Linked DNA regions of Homo sapiens: region 2 is linked to region 1. The links are chromatin loops, found by intact Hi-C in ENCODE. Cell type or tissue: PC-3. All regions are shown on one strand. Each heading gives the region's core, and the rest is flanking DNA. Links, peaks and the distances in the headings are about the cores only. Region 1 overlaps CTNNA3 (catenin alpha 3). Region 2 overlaps CTNNA3 (catenin alpha 3).

What was found. Peaks named below come from ENCODE experiments on the same cell type or tissue, not always from the same donor. Only the 100,000 strongest peaks of a DNase experiment are listed, where the experiment ranks them.
Region 2: it touches region 1 in a loop (5-fold over the local background); 2 of 110 quality-filtered maps call a loop at or near these places.

Annotation. Positions count from the first base shown.
Region 1 is chr10:67,517,233-67,527,498 of GRCh38, forward strand. CTNNA3 (catenin alpha 3) reads right to left here. Exons shown (of 18, transcript NM_013266.4): 5 at 4,610-4,729. Among named protein-coding and RNA genes, the nearest start is that of MIR7151, 120 kb to the left of the region's middle. RefSeq lists an enhancer at 9,601-9,770. In PC-3, for the core only: a CTCF peak has its summit at 3,890 (motif pointing left); DNase peaks (open chromatin) are centred at 1,729 and 3,879; H3K27me3 peaks cover 1,395 bases.
Region 2 is chr10:66,621,436-66,631,701 of GRCh38, forward strand. It overlaps CTNNA3 (catenin alpha 3), which reads right to left. Exons shown (of 18, transcript NM_013266.4): 10 at 257-349. Among named protein-coding and RNA genes, the nearest start is that of LRRTM3, 300 kb to the right of the region's middle. In PC-3, for the core only: CTCF peaks have their summits at 5,953 (motif pointing left) and 6,183; DNase peaks (open chromatin) are centred at 4,496, 4,926, 5,936 and 8,736; H3K27ac peaks cover 1,596 bases.

The sequences.
Region 1 (10,266 bases), core at 1-8,000:
TTTTCTTCACATCATCACTAACTCCTGTTATCTCTTGTCTTGCACACCTGTTAGGATGGCTATCATGAAAAAGATAAGAGATAACAAGTAGAATTTTATTTTTCAATTGAAAAATATTAACCCGCAGTCATTTTTATCAAATAAATTTTATCTAACTTATTTTTATTTTTCTTCTGTTTAATAAAAGTTTGTTTTAAATTCAATTTTTATCCTACAAGGTATTATGTACCCTTCTGGCTTTGGAATTACCTAAAAGGGGTCACACACCCAGTTTAGTAAAAGAAAAAAAAAGCAGTTGTTCACTCCTGAGCATCGTCACTAAAAAAGTACCATGTGCTGAACAATACCTGAAGCATAAGGGAAGCTTGGATATATAGAATGTATTATTAACCTGAATTGGACGTTAGCCAGAACACTGAACCTACTTCCCCCAAGAGATTGTCATAGTACAAGTCCTCAGTACTTTAACTGCCCATCAAGAGATATCACCTTAGAAACATATTAGAACAAAATGTTGCAGCTCCCTTCTTGAGAGGTGTCAGCATGTTCTTTTTGTTACATAGATCACCAACTGCTAGACTATGTATGTCCAAAAACATTCTATCCCATATGTTCAGAACAGTGCTGGACCCTATGTACAGCACAGAAGTATACAAAATAAAGAACATATCCATATCCTTATGGAACTTACAACCTATTTAAGAAAATGGCTTATGAGAATAACAGAAAACATATAATAGCTACCAATTATACTAAACACATGTCAGGTGCAATGTTAAGTCCTTTATACATATTTCATAGGACTTACTTTATACTTGATATATTGTTTCCTCAAAGCAAGCTATTTAAGTTAGGGTTATTTTTCCGATGCTTTTTAAAAAGAAACTCAGGTATCCAGTACAAACAGTCTAACCAGGTTTGGGTAACTACAAAGCTCACACTCTAATCACTGTACTACATGGATTCTCAATGAGTATATCATCAATCAAATGCTAAATTGTATGACACAAATAAAAGCTAAGAATGGCAAAGAGTGAAGAGTTATATTGACTAGAGGTCACAGGAGGAGGTGTTATGAGGGAGGCTAGACTTCAGTTTGACTTTAAAGAATGATTTAAGTATGTAAAATGAAACGGGCTGTACATTCTAAATACGAAGTTATATAAACCTTGTGCACAGGTCAGAAGGCAAGAATAGTATGCCGTGATCAGAGAGACAAGAATCAGATACGTGATGTGTTCCAACATGCATGCAGGTCTGAAGTACAATAATTTAATTTTACATATTTTTATATCAATGTCTAAATGTGCTTTAGTCTATATAATGTTCAACTCAATAATGTCAACTTTAATTTATATCAAAAGACTTCAGAAGCCTCTGGAAATGGATGTGTTTTATAATGTTATTATAAGTTTTAAGGGTAGATAAAGAGAGGAATGAATTACATTAGAGTCCACATTATCAAACCTTATTTTGTTTTACTTCACAAAACGAAAGCTCTAAGGAAACCTCTTGATTTATAAGCACTCAAATTAATACATAAATCTGAGATCGATATAATAGCTGGAACTTGTTATTACCATTCCTATGTCACACCAACTAGAAGGATGAAAACCAAGTAGTCCAAGCAGATAAACTCCAAGACTGTACCTGCCTTTCGATAGTAAGAACCAAAAGAGTGTCCAAATTCTCCGGTTAATCCTGCTTTGTCATCCGTTTACTTTAGGCTGATTCATCCCAGTAAACCCACCACCTCACCTATCACAGCCTCCTCTCACACCTTTTCCAATCAAAGCTATTTCAACATTAGTCTTTTTGAAAGTAGGAAAATGTAGAGATGTTGTGCCCTGACCCAAGGAATAGCTGATGTGCAGGCACTCACTCTTTTAAATAAATAAATACTAAGTTCAGACCTAGGAAAGAAAGCACAGTAACCTCAGAAAAACAGAAGTGAGAGAATGGAGCAAAGAACTCCAGTAGTCTTATCTTGTGCCGAGAAAGAAATCTCTCAAAGATGATGTTAAAAATATCATAGAAGGGGACAGAAAATAAAACCTAATGGATGACTCCAATAAAATAATTATAGTCAATTCATTGGACATCCATAATTCAGAGTTAACACTGGCATTTTCTGTTTGTTTTAAAAAATGGATAGAAGAATAAAATATGTTAGGAGAAAACCTCAATAATACATAGGGGCAAGGGAAAATCTCTCAGCCCTTGGTATCCAGGAAACCAAAGGCTTATGCTCTTTTGAATTTTAAATGTGTAGCAAAACACATTGATTTTAATTGCCTATAATCTGAGGTCAAACCTTTTGGCATGGTTCTTTGTTCATAGCAACAACACCACCAATAATATTTACTGAGGATTTGCCATGAGTCAGATACTGTTAGGAGCACTGGAGAGGATACAGCATTAAAGGTGACAGACGAGGCCCTGTCCTTTTGGAGCTTATGTTCTGTCCCAGTGCGGAATGATAAATATGGTTGGACCAGGGAACAAACCATGACTAATTCTCTAATACAAAGAATACCACCTTATAAAGAGGAAACTTTCTTGCTAAACTGGCAATTTTACAGAGGCCTGAATCTTTTCCATTAGAAGAAAAACACTTTCTGGCGTGTGCTTCATCAGGTTTTGGAGCTTTAAAGGAATAGAATGCGAGATAAAAGATAAATCCCATCAAGCTAGAGAAGAGCTGATGTTCTGACCCTTTGACCCTGCCCATCAAGAAGACATAACACTCCAGGTTTGAAGTCAGACTTGATTTAGATTTGAAGCCCAGTTTCACGCCTTATTAGCTCCATGACCTTAGGCATGTTACTTAACTTCCTTAACAATTTTCTCATCTGTAAAATGGTGCTAACAAAAGCCACCTCACTGTATTGTTATAAGCATTTAAAGATTCAATTCATAAATGTTTAAATCATACCATGTGCCATATGCTTTTCATTTAATAAATAGTATAGATGATTTATATAGGCATATATGTATACACTCCATGTGCTCATCTTTTCTTTATGCACATATAATTTACCCATCTATCCTCAATGCCATTCTCCCAGAGTTCTACCCTTCTGCCCCTGAGGCATTTACATTCTTCCAAATTCACAATTAGCTAATAAAAGAATCCAATCACTGAAAATGTGTTAATGAGAAACGATAACAGAAGAGTACAGTGACTACTGCCTGCCAGCTCAAATACCCCTCCATGGTAAAATATGGTTTTGGAAACAAAACTGTACTAAAAATTGCATAGGCCGGAGGAGTGACTCTGGTGTGAACGCTAAGCAGCATCCTCTGGGGGTTTGTTATAGTAGCACTCAGTAACCATCAAGTGCTAATACCTAGATCATCATTAATTTTTTTAAAAAAACAAAACTTAAATGGACATTGTATCCTTTTTCATGTAAATTAATGTGTCTGCAAAAAGAATGTATTTGCCCTGGAACATTCTATAAAACAAATATAACCCCTAGGAAAATAAGGCCATAGAAAGGTTAAATGTCCATGTAACATCTGTGATAGAGCAATACCTAGAACACAATTCTCTTTTTGGCCCAGTAATTCTAGACCATATCATGTTGACTTAATGAGATTTAACTAAAAATAGAAAATTCTGCTTTGAAAACCTTCATCCAAAAGGATCCAAAACTTGTGAATTAGGCAATGGTGAGAATGCCACACCCTTTGCTACTCTAAGAGGAAAGTCTCTCAAGTGATCGACTCGAGGCCTGGCCATGCAAGTCAGACATTTAGTCATTTTTCTAGACTCTATCCATCATGGAGCACATTACCGAATTTCATGCAACCTCATTTAAACATTTAACTGGCTGTTCTGATCGGAATAAACCTTTGGTGGAAGTAAAAGCTTGACAACGCTGACACCTAGTGGCTGTGAAGAAACTGGAGCAGATTCAGCCTAGGAAGAGTAGTGAGCTACTGTGGCAGTGTCTCCAAAACACACAGCATTTAATCATGATGAATATTAGGTTATAAAGTACCAGTTCTAAAACAAACCCTATAAAAGTTTATTTCAGCTCTCTATTTATCTAGGGGCCTACAAAAGGAGGCAATTAAAAACCTTGTATTTGAAAAGTAAATCTTCCTTCAATCTTCCACACTTAGCAAATTACTCATCTTCAAAGATCAAAGAAAACTAAAGATCAATTCATATTTTGGCATATTTATGACTATTTTCCTTAATGTTGCATGTACACCCACAACCTTATCCTGGTCTTCAGGTGATTTTTCTCCCCAGGTCAAATATAAAAGCCAACTGGCCAAGCCATTATAGAGACTCCCTTTATGCCTCTGAAGCGTCCCTAGTCAAAGGGTAGTTGGATTTTCACAAACCAGCAGGAATTTTCTTTAAGAGAGGTATAAGGACACATGTGGAAACCCCTAAAGTACACATCTAAAAGCAAGGACCACATTGAACACTGTGGGAAGCCATATGAACACAGCAGATCAGCACAGCACAACCTGTATCTGCTCTAACCATTAGAAGATAAGTTTCCTCAGACCCACCTGCACCTCTGACAGGCAGGATGGCAGGAAGCCTAAAGTGTTCATCTCCTCCACCAAGGAGAGCTCTGACTCCTACCTGCTGACGTTTGAAGGCTAAATAATCCAAATTTTCCAGCTCCTTCCCAAGCTTCTGGTAGGTTTTCTGGAGGTCAGATTTGTTGGCAACATTTTTGAGAGACTCAAATGTCCTTTGAAACTGAAATTGAAAACAAAAGTAGATCATTAGGATAGCAGCAGATTTTTCTCAAATTCTCAACTTGCTAACACGAAGAGTCGATAATGAGCCTCAGTTTCTCCCATTCATAATACAGTGATAACAAATGCTAGCTAATTATCTTTCAATGAAATAATTAGGGACACAGAAAGAGTTATAAACCATATTCTAAGTATAACCAACATTACTGCATGCATGAGAAGCCTGTTCAGTCCTCATTCTAACAAAAGAGCATACTTCATTTAAAAAAAATAAAAAAGAAAGTTCATCTTTTAGGATATACTTCTGCTTTAAAATTTTTTAGAAAGCACTGTGAATGTATAATTTTAAATCATAATGAGGAAGCATTAAAGAGTGCTCACATTTCAATCATGGAAACAAACAAATTTATGAAAATGTAGTTGCTTACACGATATTTTGCTATAATGGCATGGAATCTGGCTTGCCTCTATAATAATATCTATGCAGAATAGGTCACCCAACAAACTTCAGCAAGAAAGATCTCTCAGAGCTTGTATTTTGAGAAGGAAGGAAAACTTAACATTTTGATGATCAAAGCATATGTGGCATGTTCAGCAAACATTTATTCATTTCTGCTCTATAACACAGATGAGCTATGAGCAGATGAGTTATGATCAGAAAGAGAGTTCTGATCAGTTCTGCTGAATCAGAATGCTCCTATTCTTTTTAAATCAGATACTAGATAAATACAAAGGTGAAAAATTGCAACGAACCACAGAATACTGTCTGCTACTAATAATTAATTAAGCAAAGGAAGCTCACAAGAAATTGGATTCTTGGTTTATTTTCATAAATTAGAACATACTTTGGAGGGTTAGTGATTGAAAATGTCAAGTAATGTAATTTGCAAGACATTTGCATTTGCTCTCTCTTTATGTCATTTATTTCCCATATTCTCACTCTGTGCCATTAGACAGATTTCTACAGATAGAGACTTGACCATCTTAAACACACCAGAACTCCACTGTGACTATGATGCCATGAGACAGGCTAATAAGATTTTATAGAATATAATTAAGTTTCCAGGGAAATGATTTGACCCTTACTATATCAAACTCTATGAAATAAGTCATATTAAAATGGCATTCTACTGAATTAAATCCCTAATTTCATGAAAGCAACATGTTTATCTCAATCCAAGGTGACAGAGGGAAAAGAAATGGGAAATAACAGTGCTAAGCTTCCATGACAGGACAGTAAATTAAATTCAACAAATAATCATTTAGAACCTACTATGCACAAAGCACTATGAATATAAAAGACATTTCCTGCCCTGAAGGAACTCATACCACTGGAGAAACTAGACATGAAATTCGGAAATGAGATGGACACTGACACTTACTGAGTGCCCACTCAGCCCCAGGTACTTGATGCTTTCCAATTTAATCTTCACAAGAACCACAGGAGTTCCTATTTCTCTTCTCATTCTATAATTGAGTAAACTGGGTTTCAGAAAGTTTGATTGAACTGGGTTTTTATTACAACATTCATGTTCTTTCTACTCTATCCTTAACTCTAACACAAGGCAAGGTAGTAAAGAGAGTGCAAAAAAAGAGAGATAAAGGTAACATTGGTGAAAACTCGGAAAACTCACTGATACTGACACTGACGGAGGGACTCAGACCACGTAGAAGACGTAAGACAATTTGAGTTGGGCCCCAAAGGACAGGAAGTCTTTTAAGAGTCTGACGTGGAAACCAATTCTACCCAACATATTAAACACAGCCAAAATCAGTTCATTTTCCCCCACTTATAACAATAAACAAGTTCCTTTCAACATAATTTTAATGACCTTTATATGAAATATTTATTATATTGTATAATCATTTCTGTGCCTTGCCCATTTCTTGGTTCATTCTCACTATGTTCAAATCAAAATAAAACCTTATCTAAGATTCTAAAAAATTTAAGTAATTTTATCTATGATTTAATTAATACAAGCTATTTTACTGACAAATCCATTTAACTCTAAAGCATGTTTTAGCCCCTGCACTTTGTCTTCCCTAAGAAATATTAGCTCTACTTCTTAAAATATTTTTTCTTCATATTTATCTCTGTAAACATTATACAACTCCAAATGGGAACTTTAGAGCAAACACACTTGTAAAGAGTGTTCAAAATAGCCGGGCGCGGTGGCTCACGCCTGTAATCCCAGCACTTTGGGAGGCCGAGGCGGGCGGATCACGAGGTCAGGAGATCGAGACTATCCTGGCTAACACGGTGAAACCCCGTCTCTACTAAAAATACAAAAAATTAGCCAGGAGAGGTGGCGGGCGCCTGTAGTCCCCGCGGGAGGCTGAGGCAGGAGAATGGCGTGAACCCGGCAGGCGGAGCTTGCAATGAGCCGAGATTGCGCCACTGCACTCCAGCCTGGGCGACAGCGAGACTCTGTCTCAAAAAAAAAAAAAAAAAAAAAAAAAGAGTGTTCAAAATAAGAAACACAGAAAACCAACACTTCAGGTAATATGCCCATGGCCAAAGGAGAAATGGAGAAAATCCAGTAACAATACATGATCACAAGAATGTTTTAACTAAAGGTCGGACTTTGTATAATATGGAGATTTCAGCTTGAACTTTTGTTATCAGGAATTATATCCTCCATTTATTGATAATAAAGAGTTCAAAATACTGTAAAACCATGATAATTTCATTCATTTAAGCAGTTTTTTTTGCTTACAACAATAATTAATTGTCAAGGAGAGGTCATATGAAAGCTGTGGTATAGCTCTGGCTTAGCTCCCTATTAAACACACCCCATCCCCACCTGCACACATGTACGCTTAAAGATACTAAAGAGTGAAAGCAATAATCTTACTTTCCAAGTGATGCTGAAGTACAGAAGATAAAAGTTAGGTTGAGGCCTAGGTTTTAAAGAGTATTCACTTGGCTTGAAGATTTTTCTAATAGGCCACAATGGTTAATCATTGAAACAAACCTCCAAGATTTTCTATATTTGTTCAGTACATGATAATTTTCTTATATTGATTATTTCTCCAAATAAATGATCTCCCAGTTGGAGACAAGTTGGGGAAAGGAAGCACAATTAATTGAAGAGATTTTTAATACTGCTGGATTTTACTTATTCATAGTTTTGAGTGGGAATTTAAAATGAGCCAAAAACCCCAGAATAATTTGTTGAACCTTGAATTTATCCTGTGTTTTTTTTTTTAACTCGTTATAAACCAAACTCAAACTTTAAAAAGCTCAGTGAATTAGACTAAACCCAAAACAAACCTTGGACATACAAGATAAGAATGGGTAGAGGAAAACAATATCCCTAAGCCCAGCACTTGCTGGAAAAGTAAGCACTGTCAACACTCCCAGAGTGTGTTTTCTCATCAAATTATTTCTGCTCAGAAATAATAATAGTAATCCATCAAATAAAACAGCAGAAACTATAATTGCTCATCTCACATTAAAATAGCTGACAAATTATTTTGCAAGAAAGAGAAGCATAGAAAAGGCAACAGGAAAATGTCTACTTTGTCTCAGCAGTCCCTTTTCCCAGATACATTTTTTCTCCTTTTTCCTGACAATACATATATAAATAAATCTAAGCCAGTGTTCTATACAAATTATGCATCCAATGAGTTCATGTAAATTATGTAGATTTGTGGAGTAATTTGAGAAAGACACGAAGAAATAGGCTGAAACAGCAGGAAAAAAAAATGCAGCCAAGGCTCTGGCAAATAAAGTTTTCCTCTCCCTCACTGCCAACGCCCTGGCTTCCTTTTGTAGTCAGATCGATTGATTCAAATAACTCTAGAGCTCCAGCAGCCTACTAATTCCCATAATTTAAAAACATCAAGTAGCATTGCTCCAAAACAAGAGCCAGCTCCACAGTCATCATGTTTTCTTATTTAATATTTCATGCATTTATACGAGGTGCTGGGTGCTACCTGTAACATGAAAAGAAATCCCATACCCGCAGCGTTATGTGTACAAAAGGGTATACAGTAAGTGCCTGATGGAAAGCATTATATCACCAAGTGTGATCTTAGTGTCCCTAAATCATCTGTTTAAAACAATGCTAAAAGTTTCTGGAGCCTAAAGCAGAAGGAAAGAATAGTCAAAAAAATAATATATTGATGCTCTATAAATATTAATACCTAGAGTAAAAAGAAATTGTTTTAAGCATAAGAAATAGCTAATCTACCTTACTTAAATATGGCAACCACAGAGCAATCAAAAATAAAGTATTACAGAGAAAGAAATTATTTAATGTTTCTGAATTTAATCCATTGACTTTCATATTTTCCAAATGAACTTACAAGATGATAATACCACTCAATAAAAAGAAGTTTACAACTGAAGCAGAAAATTAAAGCTCACATACATATCTCAAATGATTTTTTTTTTTTTTTTTTTGCTGTAAGGAATGACTATAAAAGTTAAGAACATAGAGCAAAATTGGGCTTGAGATCTAAATTAGAAATAGTTCTATGTAGGTGAAGGCACACTGGCCTTGAGGTCTGAGGTTCAAGTCCTTGCTATGCCATTTAATAACTGCATCACTTTGGACAAGTCATTATTATTCCAATTTTGATTGTGTTATCTATAACACAGGACAAATTGTCTTTGCCTGCCTACTTCACTCAGTTGTTGTGAAATCAGTTGAGGAAAAATAAAAGACATTCATTCAACAAATATTTATCAATGAGCAACATACCAGACATGTAAGAAACAGAGGAAAACAAAAGAGAAACAACTCTTACCCTAACAGATTTTACAATCTAGCTTTATAGGTTACTGCTTTATAAACTTAAAAGTTCCATAAAATTGAAAAGACCATTGTCATTAAGATCATGACACCTTTCAGTAGTGAATAAGGACTGAACAAAAGGGTCATTCAATAATTGTTTATAGAGCAGCATCACTGTGCAAAGCACTGGGCTTGACGCTGTGAGAAACATCACATTTATGGTGAGGCTTGGGTGGAAAAATGACGAAATCATTGATGCTTTATGAAAAGTTTGGCCAGGTACAGTGGCTCACGCTGTAATCTCAGCACTTTGGGAGGCCGAGGCTGGCAGATCAATTGAGGTCAGGAGTTCGAGACCAGCCTGGCCAACATGGTGAAATCCCATCTTTATTAAAAATACAAAAATTAGTCAGGTGTGGTGGCATGCACCTGTAATCCCAGTTACTTGTGAGGCTGAGGCAAGAGAATTGCTTGAGCCCAGGAGGCAGACGTTGCAGTGAGCCGAGATCGCACCACTGCACTCCAGCCTGGGTGACAGAAAAAGACTTCATCTCAAAGATAAGATAAAATAAAATAAAATAAAAAGTTTATGGGCAATGTCCCCAAAGAAATCAGCAGTTTACAAATGGATAATCCATTTTGAGAAGGGTCAAGATGATGTTGAAGACAAAACCCACAGCAGCAGACCATCCACATCAATTTGCAAGGAAAAAATTAATCTTGTTTGTGTCCTAATTGAAGAGGACCAACAATTAACACCAGAAGCAATAGCCAACATCATAGACATCTGAACTGG
Region 2 (10,266 bases), core at 991-8,990, 890 kb before region 1:
CAACATGGTGAAACCCCATCTCTATTAAAAATACAGAAATTAGCCAGGCATGGTGGCGCATGCCTGTAATCCCAGCTACTCAGGAAGCAGAAGTTGCAGTCAGTCGAGATTGCGCCACTGCATTCCAGCCTGGGCAACAGAGCGAGACCTGGTCTCAAAAAAAAAAAAAGAAAAAAAAATAGTGTATTTTCATATGCATAAAAGCATTAGGAATTATATATAATTTTACACACAAAAAGTAACTTAGTTGTCATACCTGTGGACACAAGGTTTCCAAATGATTGGCTGCAATTTTGACAATTTTAATTCCATCTTCATTTGTTGACATGGAACAAGCAAGATTTGCCACCTTAAATACAATCCAAAATAATGGAAATTATTTTAGATTAGCAAGGAAATGCAGCAACACTTATACTGAACAAGAACATGTACACATTCATCAAGAATCTCAATGACAAATAACATTCTCAAAATCATCACTGGTATCTATTTTATGAAAGAATTCAGAGAATCTATTAAAGCAAATAACAATAAAAGGACCTAGATAATTGTTTAAAATGAGGAGAGACTAGTGAGAGAATCAGTAAACCCTATACAGTCTCTTGGTATCAACATCTAACCCATAATAAGAAGCTATTGTGAGACTGGAAAAACAAAAGTTTATCTGTGGATTGAATGCTAATAGGTTTTTGGAATCTCATATGATTGTGATTTATTTTAAATTTGTAATTGGTTTATTATTTCCCAGAGGTCTATTACTCATATTTAAGTTGCATTAAGTATGACTGTATCTTTATACATTTTGTTTGCATCAAATATACTACAAAGCTGAACAAATACAAGATAATTAACTTCTTCCTGCTCTTGATTTTCCACTACAACTTCATGGGCACTGTTTGACATTCCTGCAGTGCATTTGATTCAAGCATTAGTGACACCCAAATTTCTCTTATATTATTGCTTTTGAAATTTACATTTTCTTCCAACAAAATGAGTGCTGTTTTAATTACCATTATGTCCATGACCTAAATCCAAGGTTTACAAATACTTTCTTCAGACCATGAAAGAGCCATGATGAAGAGTGAGAGGTTATTTTCCCTTCCTCTGCACCCCACTCTTGTTCAAGATTCTTCTTACTAACACAGTAAGGCTTATGGACAGAGGCAATGTTTTCTCTGATCTACAAAATATCTCATTGTCTTTATCATTGCAAGGATTTACTTTATCTAACAGTAATTTTTCTAACTTTTAAAATATCTCTGTCAGTTGTTTTATACTTTAACGCATTGCAGTTTTTCCTGCTAAGATCTAAAATACATCCAGTTGCGGAGAAACTACGCATTAGCCACATGCAGTGGAAATAAACAACATATGACTTTGGATCACTATTTTAAAAGTACCACAAAATGTTATTTAAATGGATTTACAGTCTTTGCTTTTTTATAACATTTCTTTTAATATGCCAATAGTGAAATAACTCCTCGGTTTTCATTCACATATAATGAAATAACAGCCATACATTATTTAACTGTGGAAGGGCATTGCTCACTTTATTAATGTACATGGGGATGGCTTACTTGAAAAGGTCTTTTGTTGGCTTGAAGGTCACAATGCCTCAACTTTCATAATTTCTGACACATAATTAGCACATTTGTGAGTTGTTTGAAAAGGGCAACAGTTTCTGTGCCCCTTTCCACTCCCCAAACCCCAATCACTAAAAGTGAAACTTGACAGTCTAATTGCTTTAATTTGTATTATATTAATTCACACTGCATTTGCAAAAAATACTGACCTGTAAAATTGAGCACTGTTTGTTTAAAGTAAAAAAATAAAAATAAAAATAAAAATCATTGGCTCAATGTGGTCAAATTAGAAGAATGCTGGTTAACCCAAAGCTTAGAAATTATAAAAAACTGGCCCTATGTAGATACTTTTTTATTTTACTTACTTATATTTACTGTATCCTCATTTTCTTCTTTTTCCTTTTGAAAGTATACATTCTTCTTCTGGATATTTGCTGGCCACCGAGGCTTATTAAAAGCCAATTAAGTGACTGACATAGTATAGAAATTATGTTAAACACAGTGTGTGTTTATATTAGCAGAATTAATTTTATACAACCCTCTAATGAAAATACAACACAACTGAAAGTTGTGTTTTCTACTCAAAGTTTTCTGCTCAGTCATCATACTAACACTCTTTTTGTCTTCATGTATTCTATGCCTGCACATACTTGAACTTCTCCTTACCAGAACTGTTCTGTCAAAGTTACTAGGTAATAGAGTATATTTCAAGTCATGTGCAGTTTTAGTGCTATTGTGTACAAACAAGGTCGAATTTTAAGATAAGTAATATCTGTGACAAAACAGAAAAGTGTTAGAAATAAAATATCTTTACATTTCAAATTTGAATGATTTTATGACATATTTTCTAATGTTACATCAGTGTGTGAATAAAGCCAAATTTCTTCTAATGATGATTCTTCCTAAATTCTGCATGGCTCTTTAGTCAAGTATGTTCCCAAGAACAGTAGAAATGTAATTCCCTGCTGGTCAAAGAATACAGCCTGCAAATAAGATGTTCTGTAAAAATAGTTTTAGATATTTGGACATTTGATATCCTTTGTGTATCTGCGCAAAATGTGGGCAAAGCTTTGTTGGTATTCATAAGATCTCTGTAGAATGTTTCTGCTCACTGAGGGAAACAAGGATATCGGGAGTTTTTGGAGACAAACAGATTTGGGTTTGAACCCAGTTCCTACAGTTAATAAGCTTCTGATTATGAGCAAGATATTAAATTATTTGATCTTGTTTTGTCACCTATAAAATGAGTATGATAATGATGACCTCACTGGGATGCTTTGAGAATTAAACGAGATAATGTATGGGGAGAGTCTGAAGCCTGGTGGCCCTCACCATGTATGAATTGCCTTCCATTTAATCTATCTCTCAACTAATGGAAAGAAAAAGAAAAGAAAAAAAGAAATTTCATACTCTCAGAGGTTTTGTAGAATTAAAGCCTTAGGAGCCTAAAGAAATTTAACAATATGTCTGACCCAAGAGCCACAAACTCAAATGCTTTCAAGAGCCATGCAGGGGATGGGATACAAACATTGAGTCTAGATTGAACTCAGTAGTAGGCTGGGGTTGTGGGTCCCCAGACAAAATGATTATGTATGCCCTACTGAAAGGCATTCATTAAAACGAGAGAAATGAAAGGAAAAACTCAATGTCTTAGCCAAACTAACAGTCTGTTGGCTTACTTTAGTTCACAGGTCACCATTTTGTGACATTTAACCCCACTCTCTAATCTTATATTGTATAAATAAGAAAACAAAATTAAGCAGGGGGATGAAACATACTCAAACCAACCAATGGCAGGGCGACTATTAACTAGCAATATGTGTATGTCCTTTTTGCTACCCTGAAGAAAGTCTTGAAAAGCATTCTGGCATTGAAATGATTGACCAGACTTTTTATTGGTATTTTGCTACATCCTTAACCAAGTCTACAAAAAGCAGAATCTAAATTATCTTAAATAAATGGGACAAAAGGTAGTTATTTAAATTTACACATTTATTGAAAAGAAAAACCTGGGACAAAATGTTCTTTCATTTTTATGAAAGATTAAATTACATCCTTAAAATAATTACCAATATTGTAATAATTTAAAAACAAACAAGAAGTCTTCAAACAGGGATATGTGTCTTGTTATGAGAGGAGAGTGAAGTTTTTTATTAGCATCCCTCTCTTGCAGCTCTTTCCTTCCCACCATTCCTTCTGCCCTCTAAAATGTATGGTATATTCTAGGCCCTTTAAACATGGCTGACCTTATTGCCCTATTTGGGCTCTAAAAAACATTGTAGATGAGAATGCCTAGCCAGACAATTCCTCAGCTGAACAATCATGTTAATGTTTGTTCCCTTCCTTCTGGTTCCTAGTTCAAGTTCATTTTATTTACTTATTTATTTAGAGACCAAGTCTCACTAGGTCGCCCAGGCTGGAGTGCAGTGGCTCGATCTAGGCTCACTGCAACCTCCACCTCCTGGGCTCAAATGATCCTCCCACCACAGCCCCTCAAGTAGCTGGGACTACAGGTGCGCACCACCACACCTGGCTAATTTTTGTATTTTTTGTAGAGACGGGGTTTCGCCATGTTGGCTAAGCTGGTTTTGACCTCCTGACCTCAAGCAATCCATCTGCCTCAGTCTCCCAAAGTGCTAGGATTACAGCCATGTGCCATGGCACTGACCCCTAGTTCCAGTTCTGTATACTAGTTAGTATGTTTCTGTCATGATTTCCATTTGCTGGACTTTGAGTCTTTTCTTTCACTCAGCAGAGAACATAGTATCCTTCACTCCCTAACCCATGGTTTCAGGTGAGAAATTCCCTGTTGTGGAGCCTGGCCTTGTAGAATCCTGACACCTAGGCTAGTTCTGTCCCTCACTCTCTATCAAGGTCAGGAGGATGATCAGGCTTGAAACAAAAGGATGAGTCACCAGTGGTAGAGCCAGGGACGGCAATGAAACAGATATTTTGAGATGGAAAATTTTTTCAATGACCCTTTAAAAAAGATCTACCATACTATAGGTTAAGTCTGCTTTTCATCATTACTTTGTTCTAATCTGGTAAAGATATTCTATTTTAAATAAATTGAATATCAGAGCATGGTATGTTTTAACGTTCTAGTATTAAGTTTTATCTGAAATCTCAGGGGCACTGGTAGTGTTCTCAGTCATCTTAGAAAACTGAAATGAAATCATTGTTAGGAATGAGTACACTATTTGGACAGCTGCTTATCACATATCATTCAGTCTGTCACCAAGAAGTTCCCACACAGGTATTTACCTGTAATATGATCTCTCCAGAACACGAAGCAAACCTTGATGTTTGCTGAGATTTTCATTGTCACACATTCATTGTTTATATATTGTTCATATAGTTAATTGTAATATCATGTCACCACGTCTCCTAGCTCTCAATGGGGGAGAAAGGTCACTGTCTCATTTTCATGCATTTTCCCATCTGGCAATTGGTCATGCAACTCTTGTGTAAATACTTCCAGAGGCAGATAATTTATTGTCTTCCAGGGCAGTCTAGTCCCATTGCAGGACAGCCCAAAGTTACAAAGTTACACAAGTTATGAAGTTCTTCTTTATAAGGAGATGAAATATTTCTCTCAACAAATTTCTCCTACTTGTTCTAGAATACAGAATGGCAAATATATTCAATAATGGAAATAAAATGGGGCCTACAAAAAATCCAAATCAATAGTCCTCAACTTGTGGGATAAGAGAGATGGTAAGAGTAATAGAATCACCAGTAAATAGCTATTAAAAAGAAAAGTCCAATTCCCTTCTGTCAAGATATTCTGATACATTAAGTGTGTATACGCATGGAAGACAGAGGTGTAAGGACTGTATAATTAGATTTTTTAAAAGTTCTCCCAGGTGATTCTGATATACCACCTCCCCCATCTCCAACACATACACACACACAACAACAACAACAACAACAACAACAATACACACATGACAACACACAGATACATACTAGGATTTTGGTTAATTTTCATGTGTTTGAATAGACAGTCTTTCCCGAAGATAAATGTACTGAGGTGAAAGTCTAAAAAAGAATGACCTGAACATGTGTGGGTTAGCGTAGGAAGTTTAATAGAAAGCTTCACACATTAGAGGCAAGAAATAATGACTTAAACTTCTACTTGAGAAATAGAGAAAAGGCTAAAAATTAAAATAAGAAAATCAAGTATAGGGGATATTCTGGCCTTCCATCCAAAATCCATTCCTCCCTTTGGTAATAACACTGATTTCCCTCGGAGAACAGTTCTTTTTCTAACCTAGTGGTGTAAAGTCTTGGTACGACTGTCAATCAAGGATCCTGGTCCTCCCCTAGGTCTAGCCTGGGCATATCCCTTACTTACTAGTGCCACCTACAGCCCTGAATCACTCTTTGTTCTGTCGAATCTTAGCCTTCTTTCATTCTGATTTATGTGCATTACCTTATGTCTTCCATAAAGTCTTTATTTCTTTTTAAGTAAGCCAAATTTATTTTCCTTTGCATACAACCAGAGAACCACGATTCTTAGTAAGTACTGAGCCAGAAACTTATACCCTAAGAATGTACTAATCTCAGATGGATACTTTCAACAAAGTTGAAAGCTGGTAATGTATAACCATAATTATTTCTGTGAAAGGCAACTTCTCATTAAATGCCTGCCTCTGGGTTTAGTCAGCCTGCATGTCCTAGTGTTAGGAACAAATGTAAGGAAGGAGACAGTCATATCAGTTCCTGCACATACAGATAAGTGTCTTCCTTTGACGATCTAATTCTTCAATGTCTATTAGAACATGTTACATATCAGGTACAAGAGAACATCTAATTCTTGAAGAAAATAATTTATCATTTTTGAGTTTATCTTTCAGCAAGCTGCTCATTCTGTTTGAAAACCACCCCTCACATACTCTTTGAAAATCATACCTATACTTCAAGGCCTGGATCAAATATTGTCTCTTCCACAAACTCTTTTCAGATGCCCAGGATCCATATCTTTATCTTCCCACACTCTCGCATTATAGCGAATTCTCCTTCTCTCTAAACTCATTTATGTATCTATCAGATGGTGAGCTGCTTGAGGGTAAAGACGATGATATATTCTTTTAAAAATATTTTCCCATCAAGTTAAATACCCCGAAAATAGCATTTCATCTATGTAAATAAATAAAAATAATAATTTATCTCTATCTGGAACTGAATCATTGTTAATATAAATTATTGTCTATTGTGTCTGAAATTAACACATTTGGTGAATTCTATTTTTTAAAGTCCTGTGTACAACTTAATTTGTTCGTTGGAAGCTGTGTCCTTTCTTCCACTCCTTCCTAATAAAAATGATCCTAATTCTGTACCGTATGAATATAAAGGTAAGAATTATTGCTTTAGGTTATGGGGGGAAACACCTGAGAAAAGAAAGTCCTTAGGTTATTAAACTTAACTGCCCCGAGTGGATTTCAGTCTGACTGTGTATATTCATTGGAAACATCAAGATTAGACAAATCTGTAGCAAAGATACAAATAAACAGAGAAAAACTTTGAATATGGGTGTGGAAATAATCTAGCTGAAATGTGTTATTTATTTTTAACTTGTATTGGCAAAGGAGACTTGGGCTTCTTTCTGAATTTAGAAATAAATGGCAGTTCATAAAAGCTTGTGAAGAAGCATGAAGAAGGAAAAATGGTGTCTATGCCCCTTGGACACAGTAGTAAGTAGCAAAACTACAAAGTCACTAGCCAAATCACTGATAGATGGAACACTAGAAGTTCTTCAGGTTGGTAGGAGATAGCAAGAGTTGAATCAGATACTTTGAGTTTGAGTTGCCACTGAGATACATAAGAAGACATAAACTACATATAGTTAGATGTGTAGTTAAGAGGGGGTCTACAGTAGAGATATTAATTAAGAAGTTACTAGTTTATTGATGGTAATTAGATATGATTATGTGAGGAGAAAAAGTTCTTGGAGGTATATAAGATATTAATATTTATTAGGCAGAAACATGAGGTTACTCCTTCAATGAGACTTAGAAAAAGTGGCCAGAGATAAGAAAGGTTGCCCACAATACTGTGATGTCATGGAGACCAGGAGAAGAAAAGGTTTCAAGAGGATGATATCATATATCAACTGCTGAGAGGTCAAGTAAGTTATCCCTGAAAATATCCAGTTCAGCCACAGAGACAACCATGCTAATCATTCCTAGAGTGTTCAAGTCAAATGATGATGGTTAAACTAGTCTGACATGAACAGAGGACTGTGTATGAGGTAAAGTAACCCCATGAGTCTTATGACTCAAGGCAGAGAGCTACAGGTCGCCTGGATAATACTCACTCTCTCATTCTCCCATCTATCCATTTTAAAACATTTTACCTCTCAGTAATATCTCAAATCATGTATTAGGTTGGTGCAAAAGTGATTGTGGTTTTTGCAATGGCAGAAACTGCAATTACTTTTGCACCAACCTATATTTTTGCTGTCCTCTACCCTAGTTAAGATTTTGATCAGTTTTATTTATTTTATTCTTGTTTCCAGTTTTAGCTTTTGTTGTCAGCAAATGTTCTTTCTCTACAATATGTTCACATTGCAGCCAACAAATTTTTTCAGATGCAAATTTGGTTCCCCCATCATCACCTTTCCATCCCCACATCATACCCCCATCCCTACTACGTCTTGCAGTCTGGCCTGAGAGTCATCATGTGTAGTTCTTGTTCTCTCTTTGCTTCAGCTATATCAATGTACTTTTATGTATCAATGCTTGCTTCTGCCAGAAAACATCTGTACATACTGTTCTCTGTTGGCTGGAATGCTCTCTTCCTCCCTTTTCACAGCCACCTTCACACCACTTATACTTGCTTAACTGCTATCCATCAGATCTCTGCTCAAAAGTAATTCCTTGGAAAGTTTTTCACCAACACTGTCCTCCACCTCCACACAGAATACCTGAAACTTCTGCCCACCTAAGTCAGATTTTTCCTTCAGAGCATGATTCTCAGTTTATAATTATATGTTCACTGGGAAGATTATTTGATTAGCATACATTTCCCCAGATTTATAAAAGCAGGGACCACCCCTGTATTTGCTCATCATTCAGCCTACAGTGCCAGTACCTGACACACAGTAGACAGTCTATAAATAGTTCTTTGGGGAGTGAATGAATGCATGAATGCCTGAATCAGTATGCTTGAGAATGTATCATCTTCTTGATGAACATGAGATGACAAATAGAAGAAAAATGGGTTTTAAGGGAGGAGTCAGCAGCAGAAATTCAGGACAAGAAATAAAGAGGAATGAAATTTTTCCTTTGAAATTCATTTTCAATATTCTACAAAGGCTTAGACAACTGGACTTTCAAGAAAAGTACTTGTTTTTCTTCTAGTCTGGCCATCATCCTTAACAAGGCTTGGGGGGCAGCTTCTTTCAAGTTTTACCTTCACTTAAGATATCAAATATGGAACTACTGAATAGGTCCCAATTTAGCTTTTAATTTATTTATTTTTAATCAAGTAAAGTAACTCTTAAAGGGCCCAAGCTGGATGCCAAATGTTGGCAAGTGTGGCAGATGGAAAGAGGCACAGTAACTTCCATAGACAAATCCAAGAGCTTCATTGTCTATTTCAGAATGTAATATATGCTCTGCTTCTGATAATTGCAGAAAGAGCTCTGATCTCCCCATGTTGGCACCGAATGACCTCTGGCTAACAAGTCAGCCCTTCTCTTTCTCCTAGTGAAGCAGCGCTGCTCTGCTTCCCTTGGTAGTAATAAGAAATGATTATGAATTATGGGTTCTGTAGAATATTTAACTAATATAACTGTGCTGTAAAAGCACATAGCAAATTGCAGGGAAACAATTTCATCAACTAACAAATATTGATTATGCACCTATTATGTGGGCTGGGAACTGTCAGGGAAATGATAGAAGTCAAAATCAATGAAAGTGAATCCCAACAAGCACAATCTATTTAAAGGGACACGTGAAAGGATCAAAAACTAAAACTCTGTCTCCAAATACTACAAGAAGATAGAGGTAGGTGAACTTCATAGAGATGACTGTAGTAAGAGTGTTACATGGAGACAAATTATTACTTAGGAAATTCATATTCTCTTGAACTTTGCATCTCAAGCTGCTTCCCAAATTTTATGAATCCTCAATCACACAATCCGGTCTCTGATATTAGTTTTGCTTTACCTCTCTGTCTTTGGTCATCCATCTATAAGATGAGGAACAGATTGACTTCATTTCTAGACCTCTTTCCATTTCAATAATTTTGTTTTACTGCTTATGTAACTGATAACAAAATTAGACAGAAATTAGACAAAGGAGAAGAGCTATCAGGCAACGTTCCTATTAATTTAAACATGAATTTGTAGATGAAATATTAGCCAATTTAATTCAACTGTGTAATAAAAAATAATAATAAAGCAAGACAATGTTGTTTATTCCCAGAATGAACAAATGACTCATGACTGAGAGATCTAATACTGAAATTCCTTTTTGAACTGGATATCAATAGATTTTTAAAAAGCATTGATGACAGGTTTATGCCTATTCTGATTAAAGCAAAGCAAAACTACACTAAAAAACAAACTCAAAACCTTAGCAATCTATGAATAGGAAGAATAATTCTTAATCTCAAACAAAATCCAGAAATTTCCAGCAAGTGTCATGCTCAAAATTCAAGATTAAGATAAGCATTC